Regions from separate parts of the Mus musculus genome. Here all the other regions are linked to region 4. A link is a loop called in an ENCODE intact Hi-C map of the cell type or tissue named here. Cell type or tissue: left cerebral cortex. All regions are shown on one strand. Links, peaks and the distances in the headings refer to the core of each region. The heading gives the core; the rest is flanking DNA. Region 1 has its middle 71 kb from the start of Ins1. Region 2 has its middle 200 kb from the start of AA387883. Region 3 has its middle 230 kb from the start of Gm41860. Region 4 holds the start of AA387883 (expressed sequence AA387883).

Region 1 (5,207 bases), core at 1,567-4,066, 730 kb before region 4:
TGCCTCTGCACCTCTCCTAGACTGGAGTTCTTCCCACTACAGCAAGGTCTGGCAAAGTGTAGCTACAAGCCAAGTCTTGACTATTAATAATATTTGTAAAGAGAGGTTTTATTTTTTGTGAGTAAACAGCTCCACTGTGACTTCAGAACTCTGAAAGGAAGAGTCAGAAATTGCAATGATGACCACTTTATACTCCACTGTGCTAAAGCATGGCCTTGCCAGCCCCATTTATGGAAAACCTTCGCGGCCTGTGTTGTCTTCCCATTTGCTCTCTGGTATCATCACTTGACATTTGACAATACCTCAAGGGTTGGTTTCCGGCATAATAATGGGTTGTTACATCAATCTTGAAGTTTATCAGACCCAGATTCTCTGTAGAGTAATTTTTGTTACTAGTTTAAGCTGATTTGAGCTCAGTTCATGAATTGAACCAAACCTCATTATATCCAAGGGATAGGTTTTTCTACTTGTATCTTAATTTTTTTTAATTAAAAAAATTGTGCTTTAAAATTGTTCCTTTTATTTAGCCAAGTCTATAGGTCTAATGATTCCACATATTTGGAGTTGGTCCTTTTTCTACTATCCCTCTTCCTAAAGCATCTTCAGGGTCTTGTTCTACTGTACCCCATGACTGGGATGCTGGCTTTATTCTGGGCAGGTTTACGTTTCCCCTGTAGGAGACTGTGGGACTCCCTAACTCATAGGAGTAAATAGTGCACATTGCCCTTGCCAGCAGCCTCTAGCTTTCTCCAGTGGCCTCATAAGGAGAGCAGAGGAAAGGAGCAGGAAATTGAAGAAAGCTGGAAGAGGTAAAGAAGTGAATTCCAAATGCTGAAGAGAGGCTGTGCTCTTCCTGAGTTATAATCCAGTAGCAGGGCTGTCTTCGCCCTGCTTACACACGCCTAACTTTCTGCAAGAGGGCATCACATCAGCATTGCTTATCAGCATTGTGCCCTGGGATACGGGCATGTGGCAGCCACTTGATGAATCCAAACTGAAAGATGATTAATGTTAAGCAGAGTCGAGCTCTCCTGTACATCAAGAAGAGCATATTTACCCTAAAATATGCATCTTTTCCAGCAATTACAGCCATTATGTTTGCTGATATGGATTTTTTTTTTTTTTTTTTTTTTTTTTTTTTTTTTTTGCTCAAAATACATTTTAAGGTAGAATTTGAAACCACTTTCAACTCTCAGGGCAGTTCCTGAGCTCATCAGAGAAGAAAAATTCAAAGAACACTATAAAGTACTTTCTTTCCTCAGTAAGAAATTTATTTTAAAATAAATTTTCATTTGTAGGAAGCAGACACTTTCATAAATCAGAAGTCCAGAAAAAAATTAATTTCTTTATATTTAAGCCTAGTCCCTTACCTTGCATTTCTTTCAGAGTTAAAAAAGAAAGAAAGAAAGAAAGAAAGAAAGAAAGAAAGAAAGAAAGAAAGAAAGAAAGAAAGAGAAAAGAAAAGAAAAGAAAAGAAAAAGAAAAGGGGAGGGAAGAAGGGATAGGGAGGGGAGGTGAGGGGATAGGGGAGGGGAGGGCAGGGGAGGGGAGGGGAGGGGAGGGGAGGGGAGGGGAGGGGAGGGGAGGGGAGGGGAGGGGAGGGGAGAGGAGAGGAGAGGAGAGGAGAAGAGAAGAGAAGAGAAGAGAAGAGAAGAGAAGAGAAGAGAAGAGAAGAGAAGAGAAGGCCTTCTCCTTCACCTTTTCAAGGTGTTTCTTTCAAAATACATAAATGGGTGCCCAACCCAGAGCTATGCCATCCAGTTCTAATTCAGGTGGCATTAAAAAGAAAGTGTAATTCAAATCCAAACTTCTGAAGTTCTCAAACTTGTCTCTTCAAGTTTTACCCATTTCATAAACTTCATTTTCCCACTTAAATACGGAACTTTGATTAATTACTAAAGTAGCCAGAAAGTTATTCAATTAGTGTGAAATGATTCAGGTTGAAATTACAAGATTACCTTTTATAGTGATGATAGAAAAGATGGGAGTGTGAGTTAGGACGTGAAGACAATAGTCTTTCAAATTTAAATGGAAAGAATTTCTGATTCAATTATTTGATTAGACTACTCTGAGAATGGTGTAAAAGCCTAACCTTTGACATAAAGTCAGAACTGCCTGGCAACAGTACATGATCTCACCCGAAATGTTATTACCATGATTAGCATGTATAATGTTGGCCTATTTGCCCCAAGGAACTTAAAATGAGCAGCAGATGACCATGTTGCAATGTGTGCGAATTTGACTTGAAGCAAAAGAGAGGTACAACTAAGGAAAACAGCATGTTTCTGAAAAGGGTTGAGGCCACTGGAAACAGGAAAAGGTACCAGTCTGGTGGGACTGTAGGTTGTCTAGTAAGCAAACTGGAATTAAGTGTGTCTGTTCCTTAGAACCTCCCTGGATGCTTGGCTTTTGAAAACGGTGGACCTGAGGTGGATGAGTATAGCTTTCTTAGCTGATAATTATGTCCAAAGAATGGCAGCAAAGGGTTTTAGTCTACAGAAACTCTTACATCTAAAAACTTCCCCCCAATCATATCTATCTTTGATACTTGCTGACTTACCCACTGCCATCACTTTGTATCTAGTTGTGAGTCTTTTGCCCTACTGGTTCTACATGGCTTTGAAATGTCTTATTCTATCATGTTTTGAAGACATGAGTGCACCATAGCTTGTATGTGTGGTAAGTCTCTTAGCGGATCAAACCTATAGCTGGTTAGCTTCAGCTCCTTTTGGGAGGGTCTAGCTGGGCTTTACTCTCTTGGTGCAGGATATTTTATTGGCATCATCCTTCATTCTCCTGAAAACTCTGCCAGCAGATGGCAGGATGGGAGCTTGGCTCTGGAGGAACCTGCTGATGCAGAGAACTTAAGCCCAGTAGGATCACCCATGAGCGTTGTGAAGACCAGCACAGTCCCTGCTCAGCATAGCTAGAAAGACAGTGTGGTGTGGCCAGTTTTCCCCACTCTTCATTTCTTTTTTTTTTCTTTTTTTTTTCTTTCTTTCTTTTTGTTTTTTGTTTCATTTTGTTTTGTTTTGTTTTTGTTTTTGTTTTTCGTTTGTTGAGACAGGGTTTCTCTGTATAGCCCTGGCTGTCCTGGAACTCACTCTTCATCACTAGATCCCCAGTCTGGATGACATTTTAGGTATCCCTGCAGAGCAACTGTGGGAAAAAGCTCTGGATATGGACTCTGCTTAAGCAGGAAGGGTCAGTGAGAGAAAGGCTTTGTATTTGAAGGTAAATGCTTAACATTTCTATTTATTCTTTTTCTTTTTAATTTTTTTTTTCTTACACACTTTACATCCTGGTCACTACTCCTCTCCTGGTCACTGCTTCCTACAATCCTTCCCCCATCCCAAATAGGCACATGTCACAAGGGATGCACTAGAGAGCGACCTCATCAAGATCTGCAATCCTCTGGGACCAGACGAAGTCAGGAGTTCTTATTCTGGAATCTAGGAACATATTAGCAGTGTTGTAGGTGTGTGCACATATGCATGTTTGTGTGTGTGTGTGTGTGTGTGTGTGTGTGTGTGTGTGTGTGTGTGTGTGTGTGTGTGTGTAAGAAGTTTGAGAGTGTCCTGTTTTCTCTTTGCACTCAGACCATAGGCTGAATGTCCCATGGTAAAATCAGAGATGCAAAGTAGTGCCTTCACTCCCTGGGAGGGAACAGGCAAGACAAGGAGAAAAATAAGAAAGCCACACTGTTTGTGTATTTGTAGTTAAATGAAATTCTAACTCCTTGGCACATCTAAGACGTATAATAAATCTATTTAATTAACAAATAAACCATATCCAATATAAATTACAGTCATAAAGTATGACCCTATTTCTTGTTTCTAACATAGCTTAAATGTGCTTTCAATGGTGGGTACTCTGAAAATTCAGTAATTGTTACTCATCCAAAACTAAAGCCTTTCAGTTGTGTCTGGGTAAAATTTTTTGTAACCTTGCGTTTTCTTTACTTACTCCACTTGTTTTATCATAAAGCTTTAATGGGAATTATGAAATGGTGGTGTCCATGATCCTTTTTCATAAGGTTAATCCTGACAGGCTGAGTTTAATAAGAAAAGTGACGTAATATGACATCCAAGATTAAGTGGAAGAAAATAGTATGCATTCTGCCTTGTTCTCCTGGGCATTTTCATTGGTGCTCAGCCATAAAAGACCATAAGAATCAGCTAAAGTTGGAAAATCCCCATTCCTGTTGGGCTTGCAGCTCACAGACAATGTGACCACACACAGTCATGTGAACGAGTGATTCCCCAATACTGATTCACAGCCCTCAGGGAAACTGCCTCAGCTCTGAAAGGAAAGGGAGTAGAGTTGTTTGCTTCAGTCAAGTGGCAAACTTCAGAACAAGGAAGATGATTGTTATCATCGTAAATTCTGTTCAGAAGGAGAATAATAGGGTAACAGAAAATATACAGTCAATGCATTCAAACTTTCAGAGTGCTGGGATTTAACTAACATCTTACCAAAGGCAATGCAACAAACAAGAGGGGGCCTGATCCTGCATCATTGAGTAGATGTGTCATTTGCAAGACAGGGCATTAGTCCTTGCATCTTGTATTCGAGTATTATTATTATTATTATTTATTAGATTTTTACTTATATACAATTCAAATGTTATCCCCTTTTCTGGTTTCCCCTCTGAAAACCCCTATCCTATCCCTCCTACCCCTGTTTCTATAAGTGTGCTCCCCTACCCATCCACTCTGGCCTCCCCAACCTCGAATTCCCCTACACTGAGCCTTCCCAAGACCAATGGCCTCTCTTCCCATTGATTCCTGACAAGGCCATCCTCTGCTACATATGCAGCTGGAGCCATGGGCCCTGCCATGTGTGCTTTTTGGTTAGTGGTTAGTTTGGTTCCCTAGAACTCTGGGGAATTTGGTTGGTTCATATTGTTGTTCTTACTATGGGGTTGCAAACCGCTTCAGATGCTTCAGTCCTTTCTATAATTGCTCTATTGGGGACCCTGTGCTCATTCCAATTATTGGATGCAAGTATCTGCCTCTGTCTTTGTTAGGAACTAACAGAGCCTCTCAGGAGACAATATATCAGGCTCCTGTCAGCAAGCACTTCTTGGCATACACAATAGTGTCTGGGTTTCGTAACTGTATATGAGATGGATCCCCATGTGGGGCAGTCTCTGGATGGCCTTTCCTTCAATCTCTGCTCCACACTTTGTCTCTGTATCTCCTCCC
Region 2 (5,207 bases), core at 1,766-4,265, 200 kb before region 4:
TAGAAAAAAATATGGAGGTCCTTTTGCTGAAGGACTTGATGAGTGAGAGCCAATGAGTTTAAAGGATGAGAGGTGAAGCTGTCCACAAAATGACCTTGCGATCCAGTGACATTGGCTCCTCCATGTGTTGATACAAAGAACCGGAATTCAACCATCAGCATTGCCCCTAGACAATATATCTCTGATGAGATACTTCCTTTGAGAACGTGACACCGTTTCTGAGAGGAGAGGCTGGTGAAGAGTCTGTCTTCAGCATCCCAAAGGCTTACTTATCAAGACCTCTGTGTCCCTCTGCACGTGGAGCACTGCTAACACTTATCGATATTTATTTTTCTCTTTGGCTCTGAGCAGTAATACACGTCCCGGAACATGTGGAGAGGGTAGTAAGTGCACATAAGATGGTAGATCCATTGACTGGGCTTCAAAGTCAATCTTCAGCAAGAAGATGGGAAATCTCAGTGGAAAAGTTGTACAGAGAAGCACCAGCTGTGTTTGGGTGTGGGGGTCTCCTGGAGTGCTCAGAGTGGCCTGTCAGCTGTGCATGTGTGTGTGGCTTTTCTCGAACACGCAGGGTGCCCCCTTACTAAAGAGGGAAAATAGGTGCGGTCATCTTAGTCATATTTACTTTCAGTTACTGTGCTTTAGCTATGCAATGGGAGTTACCTTCAATGACTTGATGAGTGAGGGGAATAGATTATTCTCTTCCTCACTGATCTGAGGCTCACAAAAAGGTTCCAGCTAGAGGCAAAATTGTGGCTCGCATTTATATATATATAGCATTCTGTAGACTGAAAAAAAAAAACTAAGAAGAGGAAATATTGAGTGTCCTAATGAGTAATTAATGCTTTGACTTGTGCTTTGAAAGGTAACTCCTTCATCTTGCGGCTGCTTAATTATGAAAATATAATCTAAGCAGAATCCTGCTGTGAAATGATAAAATGTATAAGGTTAATACACAACTTTGGGAACACCTACGCATTTTAATTTAGTAATAAACACCTGTGGCTTTAATTACAGCACATTATCTCACAGACATCAGAGTTGTATTTAATAGACAAACGTGTTCCTGATGAATTTATTTGGCATCTCTGGTCTCATCTGGAGACAGGAATTGCTCTCTGGATACATGGTCTTTGGCTACATGAGTCACTTGTAATGCGCTTGTCACTGGTCTGTGTTTGAAAATGGTTCCATTGATTGTGTCTGTGAGAACAGAGGTAGCTACAGTGTCTAGTAGATGTCTACATACTCCAAAGCTGCTAGTACAGAAGTTCCTGTTGTAACAAACTTTGATATGTGGACTTTTAATGAAGCCCCTAACCTCATAGTGCACTACCTTTATTGATGCTTTGGTTTCTCTCTTGATTGTAGATTTGCCTCCACGTTAGAGCAGGAAGTCTCTATACAGCATTTCTTCTCTTTTTACCACTGTTAATACTTTGGCTGTTTGGACAGAAATTCAATAAGCCAGACAGCCATGTTTTATTCTACTGGATTACAGGCACAGTTGTTTCCTCTGAACTCCAGGTAGAAGAAGGCAGAAAATGAACTTGAGGCCCACCTGTTATGAGAAGGAGTAAGTGTGATGGCAGTCCCCCAGGAATTTGGTAGAGGGTTAGGCAAACCAACTTCCTGATTCACAGTGTTGGAATTTAGAGGTTTGAGAGATGGCTCCATCTTTAATAGAGCACACTGCCCTTCCAGAGAACCCTAGTTTGGTTCCCAGCACCCATATGCTATAGCTTATAATCACCAATAACTACAGTACCAAAGAATCCAGTGGCTTATTTTGGCCTCCATTGGGAAGCTGCATGAATGTGACATTACCTTACACACACACACACACACACACACACACACACACACACACTCACACACACACATACACACACACACACATACACACACACACTCACACACACACACTCACACACACACACACACACTCACACACACACACTCACACACACACACACACATACACACACACACTCACACACACACTCACACACACACACACACACTCACACACACACACACACACACTCACACACACATACACACACACACACACACACTCACACACACACACACACACACACTCACACACACACACATACACACACACACTCACACACACACACTCACACACACACACACACTCACACACACACACACACACTCACACACACACACACACTCACACACACACACACTCACACACACTCACACACACACACACACACACACACACACACAATAAAAAATTAAATCTTTATATACAATACTGTGGTTTATGTGAGGATTAAATGATATATTACACACGAAATATCCAGATCCATGTCTGGCACACACTCAGTAGGCTCAATGATGATTCTCTTATGTGCTTATTGCTTTTTTCTTTTTAATTTTATTTATTGTCTGTGATGATGGGTGTTTTGTCTGAGTGGATGTCTGGGTACCACATGTGTGCTGTGTACACAGAAGCCAGTACACATTTGTGTACACATCAGAACCCCCGTGGCTGGGGTTATAAATGGTTGTGTGCCTCTGTATCGGCACTGGGAATTGAAACCCAAGTCTTCTTCAACCCCAGAAACCTCAGTTATGAGAATGTCAGGAATTGACTCCCTCCCCACTGCCAACCTGGTGCCATAAACCTGGCTCCCCTCACCATCAACCCTAGCAAGAATTTATTACCCTGAGAGCTATCAGGCTTCACTCCTTCTTTAAACTTACAAGATTCCCCCAGACTCCCACCCTACAGCCCCTGAGTATATAGATGAAGCGCCTTCCACACAAATCTTTCCCTAGAGACCCTGCCCATCTCCCCAGGGGCATAAGTAGCCCCTGTCCTCCCCAGTAAACTAAACCAGTTCTCCCAAGGGGTTTGCTAGTGTGTTTATTGCCTGCACACGCATCGCTGACGGAGATCCCACCAGCCCCAGCTAAGCTTCCCTCCCTACAGATCAGCTCTGTACATAAAGGACTTAGCTACCCAGAGGGGAAAGTAGACAGTGCTGGAACTCCAGACTTCACTTTTGAGCGAGGCTGTCTCAAATATAGTAGAGAAAGAATGACCAGATCTTCATGGAGCCAATTCCTTTTCAATACACACCATCACCTGATTTCCTCCAGACATCACCCTGGAAATTGCTCTATCTAGAATCCTAAACTCAATCTGTATGGAGTTGTTTTTCCAGTCCTTCCCCACAGGGGGCACTGTGGAACAGGAGAAGAGAATAATTTAAGAGCCAGAGGGATCCCAAGTTTCCTGTGAGATTGTGTCTCCTGGTGACATTAGAAGCTATACTTGTAATGTCTGACCAGCATGACCAAAAATGATGTGAGCCAAACAGAGAGGACACTAATGATTCCACCAGGCTGGACTGGGAAAGGCCTATGCAAAGAACTACAGGCAGCTGTGTAAAACTGGGAGCAAGAGAGGCTGTGTCCTACAGGAAAGAGCACACCAATTAGTTACTCAGTGCCAAACTATCCACCCTGAAAACATACATGCAGGTAGCATTGTATGGACTCAGCAGGTTGTATTTTGGAGTGCCTATGTACATAGTACATATATGCATGAAATAACAATTATTGGGAAAAAAGAGGTCAGGAACTGGTAGGACAGCAGGGATGGACACAGGAGAGGATTTGGAGGGAGTAAAGGGAAGGGAGAGATGTTGGAATCAAATTACGATCTCAACAATAAACCAAAGGGAGTTGTTTTCCTATAAGTTTCCTGTTGACACTAAGGTCGCCTTCAAAAAGATACTTCCCAAACTCCTTTAGGTGGCACATGATGATTTACATACAAGAAGAATGTGCCTTCTGCTATCTTTGATGATGGTGGTGGTGACGATGGTGATGATGGTGGTGCTGCTGCTGCTGGTGATGGTGAGGGATAGTGGTGACGATTGAAGAGGTGGTGGTGGTGTTTATTGAGTACTTTGCAGGTCTTAGCTCTTGTACTAACCATTTCCTGACATTGCATTCTACTTAAATCTCACAATTAGTGTATTAATTAATTTTAAGGAAGAGTTATTTGGGTGACCATATATTCAAATACATAAGCAATGGGGGCAATTCAGATTCAAACAAAAGCAGTCACCCTCTCTGTCTTTGTGGACATGAATTAGAAAAGAAACAACTCTTTGTATGTAAATTCCCAAGTCCTCGAATGCAACTACTTCTGTTTTGTTTTGTTTTGTTTTGTTTTGTTTTGTTTTGTTTTGTTTGTTTTGAACTCACTCTGTAGACCAGTCTGGCCTTGAACTCAGAAATCCACATGCCTCTAATGCAACTACTTCTTGACGTCGTTTTTGCTCTATATTCCTATGGACACACTTATTGCAGGATTTTCCTTGTCCAGTCACGTTAAAGCAGTGGGAGGCTTGTGATTGGATAGGAGAAGGAGGGCGGAGCGATGAGTTGAGACAGAGAGAGAGAGTTCTCTGGAGGAGAGAACCAGAATGGAGACCGACGTGGTGCTATCAAAAGGTTAGAATAATTGGGTTAAAGCTTTATTATTATCAGTTGGCTCTGAAATTATTGCATTGGCATTTTATAAATTGTGTTATTATTGATTCATAAATCCGATAGTCCAATTAAGCATTAAGAGTCATGATTCTACCAGGTAATTAGGTGTTGAGATGGCTAACCAGGGGTGCGTGGGCATTGCATGAAAGCAAGAGGAATTCGGGGGCCCATCCAAGAGATGGCCTTGTGGGAGCCATGTGGCCTAGCAGGGCTGGCGAGTTGGCGGGCTGAGAGACCAAGAGAGTGAGATCACCTGACACAGGGGCTAGCTCTAGATATTTCCCACAACATACATTCAATTTTTCCATCTATAAGCAAAGTCATCCACACTGCGGACGTGCAAAATAAGAAGCTCACGGGACCCTGATAGCAAAGGCAAATGAAGAGTTCACGGCACTCAACTCAGATTTCAACGTTATATTCTAACTACATGCTTCCAAAAGTACCAAGAGGGGGAGAATTTGAAAAGGATTAAAATAACTCATGGTCTACACCACCCAAGATGAAAACAGGATCATGACATTAGTGCCTGAGGAAACTCAAATTTGCATCCTCTGTAAGCCTCTGTTTCTAAAATTCTGTTTCAAAAGATCCGGCGAGTATATCTTCATCTACAAATGTTTTTCTTATTACACCCCTGCCTGTAAGTTCCCAACACGGCAGGG
Region 3 (5,207 bases), core at 1,721-4,220, 300 kb before region 4:
ACTGCACCTCCCCAGCCAATGAATTAATGGCTAACTAGTAAGCCATAGCTTAACAAACACTTACTTTGCATATCATTTTTATTTAAGTTGCTATAGCGTTTGCAGGGCAATTTGGAAACTGGATCTCTTGTTATAAATTCAGTCCTGCATTTATTATGTGACCGTATTATGTGAATAAAACTCAGCTTCCCTTAAATACAAACCACCTTGTTTTTATAGCCAGGTCCCTCACTGAGACCTGTGTCTCCAATTAGGACAGGCATGCTGGATAGAAAGCCCCTGGGATCTAGCCAGCTCTGTCCTATGGTGCTGGGGTTATAGGCATGCATCATTGTGACCTGTTTTTTACGCAGGTGCTGAGCATGGACCTCAGTTCTTCATGCTTGCACAGCAGGAACTCTCCCAGTTGTGCCATCTCCCCAGCCCATTTAATGAAATCAAATGTCTGAAACCTTTCTCTTTATGATTTTTGGTTATTTTTGTTTTGTTTTGTTTTGCCATGAAGATGAATTCTTCCCAGTTGTGATATAATAGTCTTCTATATTTCTCCCAGATGTTTAAAACGTTTGCTTTCACATTTAGTCCTTTAATATACTCAGAATATTTTAACTTTATGCTCACATTTTATCATCTTCTAGGAATCCTGCACTCAGTCCAGACCATCACCTCAGCCCTGTACTTAAGACCAGAGTGTTATGAAACTCAAGAAGAAAGAAGACCAAAGTGTGGACACTTCCGTCCCTTCTTAAAATTGGGAACAAAACACCCATGGAAGGAGTTACAAAGTTTGGAGCTGAGACAAAAGGATGGACCATCCAGAGACTGCTCCACCCGGGGATCCATCCCATAGTCAGCCACCAAACGCAGATACTATTGCATCCACCAGCAAGATTTTGCTGAAAGGACCCTGATATAGCTGTCTCTTGTGAGTCTATGCCAGTGCCTGGCAAACACAGAAGTGGATGCTCACAGACAGCTATTGGATGGAACACAGGGCCCCCAATGGAGGAGTTAGAGAAAGTACCCAAGGAGCTGAAGGGGTCTGCAACCCCATAGGTGGAACAACAATATGAACCAGTAACCCCAGAGCTCATGTCTCTAGCTGCATATGTAGCAGAAGATGGCCTAGTTGGCCATCATTAGGAATAGATGCCCCTTGGTCTTACAAACTTTATATGCCCCAGCACAGGGGAATACCAGGGCCAAGGAGTGGGAGTGGGTGGGTGGGTGAGGGGGAGAGGGACTTTCGGGATAGCATTTGAAATGTAAATGAAGAAAATACCTAATAAAAAATTGGAAGAAAAAAAGAAAAAAGAAAAAAGACCTGAGTGTTGTTTATAGTTCAGCCTAGTTACTGAATCTTTATGAAGGTTTCCCCTGTAAGTAAACACTCCCCAGTGAGAACAGCAGAGGCATTCCCCCAGCAAGCCCACCCTCCTCTAATTCCAGCCTGTATCCATGTCCTTTTACATGTGTGTCTGCCTTACAAAGAAGATGGAGTGCTACTTAATTTCCACATAAACGTATCACATTCACCGCAAGTGTTTGGTGAACTAAAGTAAGATTTATTGGTATAATAAACCAAATGCCTCGTAAAAATTAAGTGAATTTTAAAGTAGTCTCTTTTAAGAAAAATGCCTAAAAATGGTCCCAGATCAGGACAAAATATCTCACTGTGGAATGAACATCTAAAGATGAAAATGAGAAAAAAATCCTAGATGCTTGGACTTTGGGAAGCAGGTCTGCCCCGTCCCAAACTTTGCTGCTATGCAAATGAGAATAGACTGTTCTCCAGCACGCAGCCCTACTTATCCTCCAGAGCTGAATGCCTCTCGGGTTGACATTTTGAATATATACAGGAAGAAATGCCATTTTGGAAATTAATATGGAAGTTTCTCAGAAAGTTGGGACTCAATCTACCTCAAGACTTAGTCACATTACTCCAAGATATTTCAAGGGTATATGCTCTAGCCTACCACAAACACCATGCTCAACTATGCTTTGCTCAAAATAGCCAGAAACTGGAAACAACCTATATGTCCTTCAACCAAAGAATGGATAGAAAAAAAGATGTGTTACATTTGCACAATGGAGTATTACTCAGTTGTTAAAAACCAAGACATCTTGAACTTTGCAGGCAAATGAATGGAACTAGAAAAGATCATCCTCAATGAGGTAACCCAGACCCAGAAAGACAACATCGTATGTAATGTGAATATCATTCATATAGGATAATCATGTTATAACCCATGGGCCCAGAGAAGCTAAATCAGAAGGAGGACTCAAGGAGGGGATAGATGGATCTCCCTGGGAAGGAGCAATAGAATAGATATAACCAGTGGACTTGGGGCAGGTGGAGATGGCAACAGGAGGGATCAGGTTGGGAGAGGATGAAGGAAGAGAGTACTGGGAGAGACAACTGGAAGGGGGGTTCAATTCAGAGGCCAGGTAGAAACCTAGTGCGATGGAAATTCCCAGGAATCTATGAGGCTGACTCTAGCTAAGACTCCTGGTGAATAGAGTTACAGAGCCTGAACCAGTCTTCTCCTATAACCAGGCAAGACTTCCAGTGGAGGGACTGAGACATCAACCCAGCCACAAAACCTTCCTCCTACAATTTGTCCTGCTAGCATGATGTGCTGAGACAAAAGTGACAGAATTTGTGGGAGTGGCTAATTTGTCTAGCTTGAGACCCATGCCCAGAAGAGAAAGACCATGGATAACACTGCTTAGAGAACCAGAATCCAGAGGCTGGATATCCCAGAGATCTTGAACAGAGACAAAATTGGAAAAAAATAAATAGATTAGTGCCTAACCCAATTGTCATCAGAGGGGCTTCATCCAGCAACTGATGGGAGCAGACACATAGCCAGACACTAGATGGAGCTCAAGGAATCCTGCTGAAGAGTGGAAGGAAGGATTGTAGGAGCCAGAGAGGTCAAGGACACCACAAGAAAACCTCCAGAATCAACAAATCTAGACTCACAGAGGCTCACAGAGACTGAACTGACAATCAGGGAGCCTGCATGGGTCTAACCTAGGCCTTCTGTATATATATTATAGTTATGTGCCTTGTTGTTTTATTGGGAGTCCTAACCAAGGAAACAGGGGCTATTTCTGATGCTTTTGACTGCTTTTAGGACACTTGTCTGCCTGCTGAGAGGCCTAGTCCATCTGTAATATGGGGGAGTTACCTAATCTTATTGCAACTTGAAATGCCATGTTGGTTGACATCCCTGGGAGGCCTGACCTTTTCTGAAGCAATGTAGAGGAGTGGATAGGGAAAGAGGAGATGGGGGAGGGGAGGATGGAGGAAGGGGGAACTGCAATAGGGATGTAGTATATGAGAGAATAAATTAATAAAAGTATTTACTTGAGAGTTCAGAGACTGGGTTGAGGGGAGCGGGGGTTGTATTGTTTGTGTTTGTGTGTATAATATTTTCACCTATAGGCTACCCTCCAAAACTTACATTCCCACAACAATCTTGATGTTTTTATAATGCCCGTTGGTTTGCTTTAATCAGTCAGCACTCAAAGTCACTCGAGCAAACTGCCTACTTGAGCTGGTGACTGGGTAAATTCAACAGTCTTTTATATGCTCCAGAGTTTCTTATCTCAGACACACCATACTCTTACTTCATGCCCTGTGACAAACCCTTGTGACTCTCCTCCTTGGAAACAGCAAGCCCTCAACTGGTAAGAACTGGTAAGAAATCAGCTTTCAGAAACCGGAGTCGGCTCTTAGAACCCTTGAGATGAATGGAGGATAAAAAGGCCAGGCTAAGACTTGGCAGGGCTCTAAAAGCGCTAATTGGAAAGTGAGCACTAGAAAGATGGTGCACAGCCTTGATTTCCTAGGGTGAGAAAAAAGAAAATACACAAGAAACTAAGTGGGAACATCAAGATCTAAGTCACACATGAAAGAAAAGGGGGTTTGTTTTCTTTTGACAGTGTTGTCATTCTGATCCTAGCACTGGCTGTCACTATTCATAAGAATAAGCAATTCAGGATTAAAAGATTTTATTACATGCATATCTCATGAACCCCCCTCAACTCCACAATGTGCCAACTGAAGGAACAGGCCAGTAATTTGGGATTTATGCTTGCTAAGACACTCAGGCCCTGCTATATATACTTCTACAAAATCCTCTTGTGGTAAACAATCCCTTGATATTATAAGTTGCATTTCTCTGAATATTACAAAGAATAATGTGTTTCTTATTTTGTCTGGTAGCTGTAGTTTCCAATAATTTTTCCATTTGGTAAATAAGAACTCAATGCACCCATGTATATATACTGAAAAAGAGCTTCCCAAAAAATGTTTCCAAGAACAGATTTAAAGGCTGAGTGCCAGTGATAATAATAAATCTCTTTCAGGAACTAACAAAAACCATATATACTGTTATTGCAACTAATAAAGGCTAGTTTTCAGGACAGAGACATAAACCAAGGTTTGGTTCATTTTTCTGTTTTCCCCTAATGTTCTTTAATTCTGAATTTAATATCTTATTAAAACAAATACATGTACTGGTGTCCCAGGGCTAATTACTATAGCAAATTAACACAGAATACATTGCTTAAAATAATATAAATATTTTCCTTTCATACTTTTGGAAAACCAGAAGTCTAAAGTAAACTATATGGAAGGTCATCTTGCTCCCTCTGAATTTTTTAAGAAAGGATGCATTCTTGTTTCTGGTAGAATCGTGAAGTCTCTGACCTGACACTGTATTAACCAATACACTTGAAGATAATCATATCTATAAGAGTTCTAATTACCTCTGCAAAATGGACAGGGATTTTAGTTATTATTCAACTAAGACCATCATTTCAAGACTTTGATGAGATAAACATCAAGTATCTAAAATATCTATGATCAAGGACTGCCCTAAAGTGTGTGTGTGTGTGTGTGTGTGTGTGTGTGTGTGTGTGTGTGTGTGTGAAAGAGAGAGAGAGAGAGAGAGAGAGAGAGAGAGAGAAAGGTGCATGCACATTGTGTATATATCCACACATGGATAACAGAGGTCAACCCTGGTGTCATTCCTCTGGATGGTATATACTTTCCTTGGTTTTGTTTGAAGACAGGATCTCTTGCCAATTCAGATAGGCTAGCTGACCAGTGAGTCCTGCAGAAACTCCCATCTCTGCCTGAACCACCACATCCAGATTTTTTATATAAATATGAGGTTGGTCTGGTACTGCTCTGT
Region 4 (5,207 bases), core at 1,552-4,051:
ATGGAACAGCTAACAGTTTATGTCCTTAGCTGCAATCAGGAGGCAGAGACAGAGAGAGACAGAGAGAGAGAGAGAGACTGGGAGCCACATAAATCATTTAAAATCTCTGTCCTATCTCCAGTGGCAACCCTCCTTCAACAATGCCACACCTCCTGATCCTTCCCAAGCAGTTCCACCAACTAGAGACCAAGTATTCAAACATGCAAGCCTATAAGGGGAGATCTAATTCAAACAGATGGAGACAGAAAGACTCACACCTTCCATGCTACACTCCTCTGAGCTCCCCCTGACTCTTCTTACAAAGGCCCCTTGGTAGCTATTATTTCCTGAATTGGGGGTGGGAGCTATCCCTGAGTTTCTGACCCTCCAGACAAGAGGAAGGCTTGGACCAATAGGAGAAATCAGGAGATATTTGATTCTTCTACTCCTATGGAAGCAATGGGCAATGGGCCCAAGCCAGAAGTCCCTAGTATCTTCCTTTCACCAAGGACTCATGTACAGGAACCCACCCACCCCACCCCATCCCCATGCTTCTGTTCTCAGAGACATCATTACACCAAAGGACCAGAAGAATGTTCTTCCTGCTGTTTCCTCCCTTTGACTATGGCCACGCCCTAAGTCTAAAGGAGCCAATCGTTAAGAGCGGAATTGTAGTCGGCAGCCAATCTAATGAGTCGACCGGTGAAATCCCCTAAATATGGTGGTTAAACCCCTCAGGGACGTTCCCTCTCTTCATACTTCTGGTCTATGTCCTACCATTCATCTGGCCCCTCAAACATACCCTCAGCCCATCAGGCACAGGGACTTTACAGTCACTCCTGCACCAAGCGAGAGAGAGAGAGAGAGAGAGAGAGAGAGAGAGAGAGAGAGAGAGAGAGAGAGAGAGATATTCATAGCTTTTCATCCTAAAGATCCTTTACAGTTTCCAGTTACCTAATGAAGGCCAGCGTGGCGAGCAGATAGAGATAAACAAGCAATACATCACACTCGTGAAAGTTTTTCTCTCCCAAGTACAGTAAGAAAACACTCAAGCATGAATGGTCGTGCCAGCTACTGTGAGGACACAGACCGAGGTACTGGGCAAGCTCGGGAGCAGTTGTGAGACAGCTGCCTTGCAGGGATGGTTTGTAGCACTAAGGTTCCTTAGCAGAAATGCAGAGTCGTTGACGGATACGGTGTTCCGCTCAGAAAGAAGACACCATAGTATCCTGACAGGTGAAGTGTGGTATTTCAGGAAAAGAAACTAGCTTTTAGGAAGACTCGCTAGTAAATACAGGAGAAAGAATGGAAGGAATGGGGAGAAAAGAATCCTATGTTGTGGGGGGTTGGTAGGATAAATATATAAAGAGTCTTTTAGATATCCAAGTAGAAATGTCAGGAAAGCAGGAGGAATTGCTAAGAAAGGTCAGAGATAGGAAAACATATCGGGCAATTATTGACCTATAGGTAGGATTTCAGAGTCTGTGATGCCGCTGGAGTCCAGAGAAGGGAGATGCTGACATCAGAGACCTTTCCATGTGTGTGGACACAGCCGGAGCCTAACCCAGTGAGAAGGACCTGAGAGCACCGCGAATGTGGAGAAAATGGTGGGATAAAGGGCTGGGGATTACAGTGAGCATGCGCAGTTGCTCAAGCGTATGACCTCAGTGGTCCAAAGGAAGGGCAGGTAAGACACATCAGTGTGGGTTTAAGGAGGCAGAAACAGATCAGGGCGGGCTTAAGGGGACAGAAACACCCACTGCAGGTCTCTCTAGTAAAGACAGCACACACAACCAGACCCCCTGCCTCTGTACTGATCTTGATCGCACCCTGTTTCAAGTCACTCCCTCCCTCCCTTTAGGCACCGATCGTCCATGAATGTAGTCACATAGTCTGTGACTTTAAGCCATTTTAATGTTCCTGTGGGCTGTTCATGCATCAACTATTAAGAGAGATTGAAAGAGCTCTAACAGCGTGTATAAACACTTTCCCAAAGCACTTCCCAATTCTGTTTTCTACTTGATTTCTGGCCTGGTTGCACTCCTCTTGACTCTTGTATTCTGGAGTCCATTCTTGGCTCCATTATCCATCCAAGATCCAGCCTTCTGCTCTTGATGGTCATTAAAGCTCTGGTCAACTTAAAACTAAGCTCCTTGCCTACCTGACACCTTAGGTGTCTTTTTCTAGGGGAGGGGATTAAAAAACACAACAGTTTCCTACCGGATCCCTTCTGCAAGCGACCTGAAAAATTCCTCAGCCTGCTCCGCTCTGCTCTTGAGAGGATGCGCCTTCAACTTTGTAAACATGTTATTTCCGGCATGCTTTAATTGTTTGCAGAAACGTTATCATGTTCCTTATTCCCTTCTTTTTATTTCTAGCATCTTTTTTATGTTATCAGATCTTAATCTTACATTGTGTGGGTTTGGGTTGTTGGTGGTTTTTTGTTTTGGGTGTTTTTTGTTTTGGTTTTTTTTTTTTTTTAAATATGAAATGGGATCGTTTCCATGGCTCGGGAGCGCCCTCTTCTGCCGGCTCCGCGGAATGCTCGCCGTACCTTGTCCTTTTCCTCACTGTCTGGCTCGCTTTCATGAAAGCCTGCCTTTCTTCTTCGTCTCTGTTGACCTCCTGCCATTCACGTTGGATCTTATGCCCAGCAGTTCTTTCTACTCACTGTGGGGCTTTGTCTTAGAATGCACTTTTGTCTGGTGAGTTTTGAACATCCGTGGGGCCTAAACTCGCAGGCCTTTTCAGATCTGTCTACCCGCAGCAAGTCAAGTCTGCAAAGCTCCCTCAGGCGAACACTGCTCTCAGTTGGGCCCCTGGGGTTCGCGGGAACACCTGCCGCTTGCCTAGGGATTGAGATGTACAGCGAATGCTGTTTCCTTTCTGGTAAGTTCTCCTCTCAGCACAGCGGTTGCTAGAATTAGCGTAATTCGTCCTTACCTCATTTTCTGGTCGTTTTTAAGTTGTTTTTGGTGTTTTGTTTTGTTTTGTTTTGTTTTGTTTTAAATCTAGTTATGCCATTAGCTCCAAATACAATTGGTTTGTATCATTGTAGTTTTCTCCCATAGCTGTAGATTTATTGTTATTATTAATTATTAGATTTATTCCTGACAGTTCGAACGCATCCTGGTCGCACGCTCTCTCCTGGTCGCACGCTCTCACATCCCTAGCATACTCAAAGCTAGAGCTTGTGAGAATAACTTGCCCACTGATTTTATTGTAAATGTTGCCCATAGATAATGAGCAGGCACAGTTGGGATTTTATTCTATCTGAGTGCTTAGAGAATTAAATCTTGTACCAGCAGTGCCATTTACCCAGACTCCCCCTGGGTTACATGTCTAAGTCTCTGAGATACTCCCATTATACAGATGACAAAATTAATGCCTAGATGGTTTTGGATTTCTTAGGGTAATTGTAAGCAGTAATTGGGCACAAATCCGGGCTCTCTGCCTATGAAGCTCACACTACCAACAGCTCTGCAAGGCTGCATTGAAGGATGGCCAAGCCCTTGGGAAAGTGGGTAGAAACTTAACCAAAAGATTAGGAGGAAACTCACTCTGAACTAAGAGAACAGAATGGATAGAGGCTCTGGGCTTCCAGGCAGGGAGAAAACAGAAGGAAGCCAATGAGGCTCGAGACTGGTGACACTCACAGAAGCCTGCGTGGAACAGCGGAAAGGAAAGTACATTATTCAGAATAGTGCACAACGGGGAAAGATCTTAGCAGACTGTGAGTCAGCGTTCTGCCCTGCCACAGGGCACAGCCTTTGGGAAGGCCTTTCGGTGAGTTTGACGGCGTTTATCCCAGGCCTGCACCGGCTGGGTGCTGGGCTTTGGGGAAACACAGAGACACTGCTCCCAGGCTAGGAAACTTAGTCTGAGATGTGAGAAAGATGTATTCCCTGACTTCCGGGGGCGGGACAGGGGGCAGTTGTTCCTGGAGGAATGCACAGAGAAGTCAGGAATGAAATGTCCACAGGCCCCTGATAGGACTGGAACCAGGTGCTCCCAAACTCCTGGACATCTAGGTGTTGCTGAGTCATGAAGAGTTGAGAGCAGAGTCTGGGGGTTGAGCTGAGGACTGTGACTAGCCTGGCCAGGGGCAATGGGGAACTCCGGTTTAGCTCAGCTGTGATTGTTCTTAGCTTGGTGGTGGTTGTGGCTGGGAGCACAGAAAGGCTTTCTACAGATTAACTGCGGCTCGACAGTCTAATACCTTCTCCGTGGCTCCCCATGGCAGATCTTGATGAAAGAGACAGTCCGTGGTTCTAAACTCTTTATTGACTGTTCATCGTGGGAAAATGGATGCATACCATCCCAACTTCTCAGGGTGAACCTTTTGCAGGGAGGAATGTCTGAGAAGGAGAGCTTATTGGCTAAATCCTCGGGGCCTTTAGGTATCTCAGTAGCTTGGAGAACTCTGTTCTGGCCACAAGTCATGTTTCCTTATGTGGGAAGTGTGGCATGTGTTCCAGGGCCAGGAATCTGGCAGGGAGAAGGGAGGCGCCTACCGTCTCAGGTGTGAGTTTCCAGGGTCTCAACCTGCTCTACCCACCAAGCTTCCTGGCATAGTTTACCATCCCACAGCCATTGTCTTTTGTGTGGTGCAAATCCTGCTTTAAAAATGTATGTGTTGGGAACCCAATAGGAGGATCAACAATATGAACTAACCAGTACCCCCCCCCCAGAACTGTGTCTCTAGTTGTATATGTGACAGAAGATGGCCTAGTAGGCCATCAATGAGAGGAGTGGCCCTTGGTCTTGTGAAGATCATATGCCCCAGTACAGGGGAATGCCAGGGCCAGGAAGCAGGAGTGGATGGGTTGGGGAGCAGGGGAGGTGAAGGGTATAGGGGACTTTCGGGATAGCATTTGAAATGTAAATGAAGAAAATAGCTAATAAAAAAAAAGTATGTGAAACCTTCCAAAATAAATCAGATCACTTTTCTTCCCTTAAAGGACCAAATTAAGAATGGGGTTTCTTGTGATTGAAGCCATGGCCACAGAAAGGATGGACACATGTGCACATCATGGTATGGACACACGTGCACATCATGGCATGTGCACCATTGACTTATTAGGAAGTAAGACAACACGGGCCTAAGAGAGGAGGCTGGAGAGCTCCATCAGCCAAGGCCGGAATAAGAAGAGCCAGCAGGCTTTGCTCGGGCATCTCTCGCAACCGTTGCATGTCTCCATACCAACTGCTAAGAGAAAAGGCAGAGC

The links. Hi-C counts contacts between places; a loop is a spot of excess contacts. Peaks named below come from ENCODE experiments on the same cell type or tissue, not always from the same donor. Only the 100,000 strongest peaks of a DNase experiment are listed, where the experiment ranks them.
Region 1: a loop joins it to region 4, with 3 times the contacts of the local background. A loop is called at or near these places in 3 of 42 quality-filtered maps.
Region 2: it touches region 4 in a loop (8-fold over the local background); 6 of 42 quality-filtered maps call a loop at or near these places.
Region 3: a loop joins it to region 4, with 16 times the contacts of the local background. A loop is called at or near these places in 9 of 42 quality-filtered maps.

What each region holds. Positions count from the first base shown.
Region 1 is chr19:52,191,182-52,196,388 of GRCm38, forward strand. No RefSeq gene overlaps it. Among named protein-coding and RNA genes, the nearest start is that of Ins1, 71 kb to the right of the region's middle. In left cerebral cortex, for the core only: a CTCF peak has its summit at 2,810 (motif pointing right); a DNase peak (open chromatin) is centred at 2,834.
Region 2 is chr19:52,718,750-52,723,956 of GRCm38, forward strand. No RefSeq gene overlaps it. Among named protein-coding and RNA genes, the nearest start is that of AA387883, 200 kb to the right of the region's middle. In left cerebral cortex, for the core only: a CTCF peak has its summit at 3,206; a DNase peak (open chromatin) is centred at 3,193.
Region 3 is chr19:52,620,815-52,626,021 of GRCm38, forward strand. No RefSeq gene overlaps it. Among named protein-coding and RNA genes, the nearest start is that of Gm41860, 230 kb to the left of the region's middle. In left cerebral cortex, for the core only: a CTCF peak has its summit at 2,880 (motif pointing right); DNase peaks (open chromatin) are centred at 2,947 and 3,764; H3K27ac peaks cover 809 bases.
Region 4 is chr19:52,920,633-52,925,839 of GRCm38, forward strand. AA387883 (expressed sequence AA387883) reads left to right here and starts at 2,549. Exons shown (of 2, transcript NR_030678.1): 1 at 2,549-2,868; 2 at 4,941-5,207. In left cerebral cortex, for the core only: a CTCF peak has its summit at 2,521 (motif pointing left); DNase peaks (open chromatin) are centred at 2,577 and 3,565; H3K4me3 peaks cover 776 bases; H3K27ac peaks cover 403 bases.